Regions from separate parts of the Homo sapiens genome. Here region 2 is linked to region 1. Evidence: chromatin contacts called from ENCODE Hi-C or POLR2A ChIA-PET data. All regions are on one chromosome and are shown on one strand. Each heading gives the region's core, a stretch centred on a gene start or an enhancer-like site at or near the end of the contact. The rest is flanking DNA. Distances are from core to core; before and after follow the strand shown. Region 1 has its middle 30 kb from the start of TNFSF18. Region 2 overlaps LOC100506023 (a long non-coding RNA gene).

Region 1 (3,252 bases), core at 313-2,812:
GTCATCTTCACCAGGCCATGGGACTACATACACTCTCTGCCACCCTTCTGTGTTCTTGCTCATATTGCATCCTCACCTGCTACTCTTTTATCACACAAAGACTAAAATGCCTCCTCTTTCTCCCATTTAGCTAGAGTTTGTTATATTTCTTTACTATAGTCCTCTGCTTATCATCGCACTTGCTTCTTTCTTTACAGTATTGGATGAGCTAGTGGGAAAAGAACTGGGCAAGGATTTGAGCAATCCAGATTCCAATTCCTGCATTCCCTTAACCTCACTGTGTCTCAGCTTCCCCATTTGTAAATGAGAGATTAGGGATTAATTTTCTTTATTTAAAATATTTTCAACTCCATAGTTCTGATTTGAATCAGTCTGTCTATCCTAGCAGATGTAGCTTCTTGAGGAAGTCACAATATCTTAGAAATCTTCACATCATCTTTGGTGCCTACCTGTGCTTTGTACATAGAAAAACCTTAATAAATATATGTGCAGTGAAAAAAATTCATGAATGAATGAATAATTCCATATTTTCTTTATATAAAATACATCCAAATGTTTCATCATTATTTTTGTAGTTTAAGTAAAATATAACCTCCAATTCTGTATTTCTAGAGACAATATAATAAAAGGCAACTATTAATAGAACAAGTCATAGAGATTCAAGCTTTTCAACATTTATCTTTTCAAGCACCATGCAAACATACAAGATGCAAATTCATAGAGCGTGAAGAAACTAATTATATACTTGGTTGCTAGAAGGAACTCATTGAAGCTAAAAAAGAAACAAATTTAAGATAAACAGAGAAAAAGCTACCTAAAATAGCTAGTTGTAAACTGATAAAAATATTTTGAAAATCAGCATCTATCAAGCATTTTTTTTTTTTTTTTGAGACAGAGTCTCGCTCTGTTGCCCAGGCTGGAGTGCAGTGGTGTGATCTCGGCTCACTGCAAGCTCCGCCTCCTGGATTCATGCCATTCTCCTGCCTCAGCCTCCCAAGTAGCTGGGACTACAGGTGCCCGCCACCACGCCTGGCTAATTTTGTTTTTTTGTATTTTTAGTAGAGACGGGATTTCACCGTGTTAGCCAAGATGGTCTCAATTTCCTGACCTGGTGATCCACCTGCCTCGGCCTCCCAAAGTGCTGGGATTACAGGGGTGAGCCACCGCACCCGGCCCTATTGAGCTCTTTCTATGTGCCAAACACTGAACTAAGTTTTTTCTGTGTATTATTTTACTTTAATCCTTAAACTACTCTGTACAGTAGAATTAATTATCCTCCCTTGACACATAAGAACACCTATCCCCAGAGAAGGCACACAAATTGCTCAAGCTCACACAAAATATAAATAGCAGAGTCAAGATTTAAACAAGCCTGTCTACATCTAAGCCCATTCTCCTAACGACAGCACACAATTGCCTCCCCAGAGGTGATATAGCCTAGAAAATAACAGATTGTTTTAAATGTCTTAAAAAGACAAGTTATAGAATTAAAAATAGTTAAGTAGCTCATTTTATTGAAAGAAAAATGACCCATTTATACTAAATCAAGGAAAAAGGGTGGTTTGTTAAAAGGATTTACAAGGCCTGAAACAGGAACTGAAATTATGTCAGAAACTAAAGCAGCCCCGAGCGTTGACTGTTTTAAACTTTTTCTTTCGAAAAGCTACGTGGTCTCTTCCTCTCTCTCTCTCCTATTCATATGACAGCCCTTGCTTTCCCCTCACATCAGCTTTATTTTTCCAGCCTATCAACAATTCCATGGCATCATTTCACTTCTTCTTCACTGGAAAATGGTACGTTTTTTTCCTAAGTTCTAGATCAAATTACCAAGAAAAGTAATTAGATTTGTCCAGCTCATTTTGTTGCACAAGGACATGGATCACACTGTGTGTCTCCAGCACTCTGCTGGGAAGAGGATGCCCTGACCAAACATTAATACCTGGCTTTCCAGGCATATGCCTTTTTTCTCCCTTACCCCTGAGGTTACCTGCTCTCTACCACTCCACAATTCTTTTTTTTTTTCCTACAACCAAGTTTCTACAAAGAGTAGTGTAATTTTTTTGTCTCATCTTCCATTTCTCCTTATCTAGTAATTATACTTCCCATTTGTTCTTTAATCATTGATATCTGGATTATGCCCCCAGATGTCACAGAAAATGATCTTGTTTATGTTGTCAAAAATTATCTACCAGCAAAATCCAATTAGCAATGTTCAATCCTCTTAGTATTTGACTTCTTGGAGCCTCTAACATTGTTGACCACTCCTTTATTCTTAATCTCTCACTGTCTGTTTCTGTGGACCTATTATTTTCTTCCAGTTAATGTCATTTGTCCCTGGTTGCTCCTTTACAGGATTTCCTTCCTTTGCCTGTCTTCAAATGTTGGTGATCCCCACGTCTCAGTCATTTGCCCCATTTTCACTTTACCCACTCTCTATAGCGATTTTATCCTTGTCAGTGACTTCACCCAGAAGGCTGTTGACTTTTAAATATTCATCCCATCTCATGCAACTCCTCCTGAGTTCCAGCTGCATACTGGTAAAGCCCACTTGGATATTCTGCAAACATCTGAAACTATACCTTTATAAACCTAAACACATTATCTCATCCACACTAAATTTTCTCCAATTCCTCCTTGCATATTCCCCACCATAAAAACATCACCATCTTCCTCAATATGTCTAAGAAGGTTCTTCCTCTTCTTTATCCCTCACTTTCAATCAATCACTATACTGGTTAAGATTCTGATTACAATTAATAGAAACCAACTTAAGCTAAATGAGTGGAAAAAACGATCTGTCATAAAGGTACAATAATTCTTGCATAATCCAAGGACAAAAATGTACATGGGCCTTATGCATCAGAAACAGTTCAATGGAGTTTCTTCCTGTATGTATTAGTCAAGATTATCCAGAGAAACAGAATCAGTAGGAGATTAGATAGATAGATAGATAGATAGATAGATAGATAGATAGATAGATAGACAGATGATAGATAGATAGGGTAGAAATTGGCTTACAAAATTATGAAGGCTAAGAAGTTCTAATATGGAGGACCAGAAAAGCCAGTGGTATAATTCAGTCCAAGTCCAAAGACCTAAGAACCAGGGAGCTGATAGTATAACTCTTAGTCCAAGGCAAAGGGTCTAAGAACTGGGGTAAGGATAGTGGGTGCTGGTGTAAGTCCTGGAATCCAAAGGCAAGAACCAGGAGCTCTGATGTCTGAGGGCAAGAGAAGATGGATGTCCTAACTC
Region 2 (3,252 bases), core at 306-2,805, 390 kb after region 1:
AAAATAAAAATAAAAAAATTTTAAAAAGGAAATAGTTGGCCGGGTGCAGTGGCTCATGCCTGTAATCCCAGCACTTTGGGAGGACGAGGCGGGCAGACCACGAGGTCAGGAGTTCGAGACTAGCCTGGCCAATACGGTGAAACCCCGTCTCTACTAAAGATACAAAGAATTAGCTGGGTATGGTGGTGGGCGCTTGTAATCCCAGCTACTCAGGAGGCTAAGGCAGAATTGCTTGAACCTGGGAGGCGGAGGTTGCAGTGAGCTGAGATTGCGCCATTGCACTCCAGCCTGGCAACAGAGCAAGATTCCATCTCAAGAAAAAAAAAAAAAAAAAGGAAATAGTTAAAGGAATCTCTTCTGAGGTCAACTGCCCCATGTCTCATCCACTTGGCCTGCCTCTGATTTCAGCCACAACTATAGTAAATAGACAGTGCCTGCAAAGCTCAGACTCACCCTGTGACAGTGCCCCATCTCAAGGCCAGCCCTACAAGTCTATCTGCTTTCTGTCTTCGTTTCTGGCTCAGCCTCACTGCCTCACAATCTCAAATGCAACAAAAACATTTTACTTCTTCGTCCTTCAAAGTCATTAACTTGCGCATGATCTCAGAGTGTGCAAAGATTTTCTAAACAGAACAAATTAAAAGCATTAAAAGATTTTCTAAATAGAACAAATTAAAAGCATTAACCATAGGAAAGACTAGCGATTTGAACTAATATTCCTAAAAAGACATCGTTAGGAGAGTCAAAACGCAACTATGAGCTAAGAAAATATATTTGCAATATATGTATTTAGCAAAGGACTCATATCCAAAATAAAGAACTGCTGCAAGTCAGTAACAGAAAGATCAACAGCCAGCCACCAAAGATTACATATTATTCCATTCATATAGAATTTAAAAATGGGTAAAATTTCCATTAATGGTAACAGAAGTCGGAATAGTGATTATCTTTGAGTGGAGTATTACAGAGAAGGACTACAAGGGGAGGTGCTGGGCTGATGGAAATGATCAGTATCTCAATCTCAGTAATGATTCCACAGATGTATACAACGGATTTTATGTAAAATTCATCAAGTTGTATACTTTGTACACTTTGCAACAGATAAGTTTGAGTTCAATAAAAAAGGGGGTGGGAATCGAGGCTGTTTAGGTCACATACTCACTCCTGCATCCAAGGGAATAGTGTGTTGATTGGCTTGGGACGGGGTCCTATGGCCCATCCTGAGGGCTGAGGATGGAGCCCACCCAGACCAAAAATGGACAGAGGAGGGAATCTCCAAGGGGGATTGAAAAGTATTTGCAGAAGATGAGGAAAAAGATGTTCTAAGGGAGACAACTAATTTCTAATGGTCAGGACAGAGGTGGGCCTTACCTTTAGCAAGTGGAGCTGGAAAATATAGGAGAGAGAGAAAGACAGAGACACAGAGACAGAGAGACAGGGGCAGAGAGATGCAGAGTAACCAGCCGTCGGCTTTCCAATTCTTTGTTCTCACTCCTGTGAGTGAAGCTGCACTTCCTATGTGGGGGTTCTGAAAGGTTTCCCTGTATCTGTGGGGGAACTTGTTATTCTTTTTGACCATCTGGCATTTTGAGCCTGCTTTTAATTGTTTGGGGAAGTTCCCCACCTTATGAATCTTGACAGGAGGCAGAGTTGCCTCCCACTCTCAGTGCTGAAAATGCCAGTGTTCATGATCTAAGCTCAGCCAAGGAGACAGCAGCGCTCCAGAATCACAGAGACCACAGGGCACATCGGTGTGGAGGACTTGGTCATAGAAGAGTCTAGTCCAGCAGTGTCACAGCAGGCCAGTGTTCACAGGGTCAGAGGAGCGAGCAGCAGCAGCCGGCGCCCAGCAGCATAGCCCTGCAGTCCTCACGCCCCATTCTAAGGTGTGACGTTTGGCCCTTTTGCCAGCTGGCAGGCCCCACATCTGATCCTCCATCCTTCCTGCCAATCCTGTACCCCAGTCTATATCCTTTCAATAGTTCCTTTTTGGCCTAAACCAGCCAATCCATGTACACTGCTTGAAACCAGGAATCCTAACTGATAATAACATGCTTTCAGAAAATTCCCCCTTTTAGTTTATACAGAGAAGCAAAGCCTGAATCCAAAAGAATGCTTCTACTGTGTGAATTTTCCACACCATCATATGGTCACAAGGAAGGTGTCTGCTGGCAAAAGACCCTTAACACCCTACAAATCACATGACAGGAGGAAAGGGGGACAAGCCAACGTGTGAATTGCAGTTAGGTCCTCAACTCACCTTATGTTCAGTTCTCATCGTAAACCCACAGGATAGGTATTGTACTAGTGTGCTCAGGCTGCCATCACAAAGTACCACAGACTGGAGGGCTTAAACCACAGACATTTTTATTTTCTCACAGTTCTGGAAGTAAGAAGTCTAAGGTCAAGATGCCAGAAAATTCTGTTTCTGGTAAAACCTCCCTTCCTAGCTTGCAGACGGCCACCTTCTCACTGTGTCTTTGCATGGCCTTTCCTCTGTGTGTGCACAGAGGAAAAGATCTCTGGTATCTCTTCCTCTTCTTACAAGGACACCAGATTAGGGCCCCACCTTCTATGACCTCATTTAACCGTTACCTTCTTGGAGGCCCTGTTTCCAAATACAGTCATACTGCAGGTTAAGTCAATAAATGAATTATTGGGGGACGCAATTCAATCTGTAACAAGTATTGTCTCAATATTGCAAACAAGAAACATGAGGTTAAAGTTCTTGTCCAAGATCTAGATAAAGCCTTGGCACTTTTCAGTCTGCTTATGGTTTTCAGTCTTTCTTATCAAATCTTGGAAATTCAAGCTTCAAAGTATGAAGTAGAAGAAAAGTATGGTGTATCATAGAGCAGTGAGAAATGAATGAACCTGAGATGAAGCCAGTGTGACTGTCTGCCAGTCAGCCCTGGAGCGAGGGGATGGAATAACCCAGATATATCCACTGGCTCCTCTCCAAGCTTCAGCCATGCCATGGCTGGCACATCACTGCCTCGTAGCAGCTTGGGTCCTGTGTTTGGGTCCTGACTCTCATATGACTTTGTGAGTGCTGGCAAAGACTCCCTCCTTGACCAAACTTTAGTCGGGTTCCCTGAAGCCTTCTTCTCAACTAGGCCTTGCCCTTGACCTGATGAGCCAAGTTTTAGCAATGAATCTTGTTAAGTCCATTTACTGAGATTCTCTCACCCTCAACATCCAATCAAGCTCCTCTTCCTCCACCTAATCAAGTTCCTGTTAGTAATTTTCCAT

Evidence for each region. A loop is a pair of places that touch in the nucleus more often than their neighbours do. ChIA-PET counts read pairs that join two places held with the same protein, here RNA polymerase II (POLR2A). Pooled maps may share reads with other maps.
Region 2: a loop to region 1 is called in a map of OCI-LY7, with 2.9 times the contacts of the local background. The contact joins two enhancer-like sites. A Hi-C loop is called at or near these places in 1 of 168 maps with a recorded cell type or tissue (OCI-LY7), 19 of 37 single-sample maps with no recorded cell type and 6 of 50 pooled maps. POLR2A ChIA-PET finds 5 or more read pairs at or near these places in 1 of 52 experiments (GM12878).

Annotation. Positions count from the first base shown.
Region 1 is chr1:173,018,954-173,022,205 of GRCh38, forward strand. No RefSeq gene overlaps it. Among named protein-coding and RNA genes, the nearest start is that of TNFSF18, 30 kb to the right of the region's middle. Within about 2 kb of position 1,563, at least 4 of the 41 ENCODE cell types and tissues checked have a DNase peak (open chromatin) inside an H3K27ac peak, as active enhancers do; they include GM12878 and OCI-LY7, where a contact is called at or near this core.
Region 2 is chr1:173,411,801-173,415,052 of GRCh38, forward strand. The region is part of intron 2 of LOC100506023 (a long non-coding RNA gene); the gene reads right to left. It also overlaps a transcript of TNFSF4 not described here. Among named protein-coding and RNA genes, the nearest start is that of PRDX6-AS1, 48 kb to the right of the region's middle. RefSeq lists enhancers at 2,004-2,053, 2,634-2,793, 2,854-2,903. Within about 2 kb of position 1,556, at least 4 of the 41 ENCODE cell types and tissues checked have a DNase peak (open chromatin) inside an H3K27ac peak, as active enhancers do; they include GM12878 and OCI-LY7, where a contact is called at or near this core.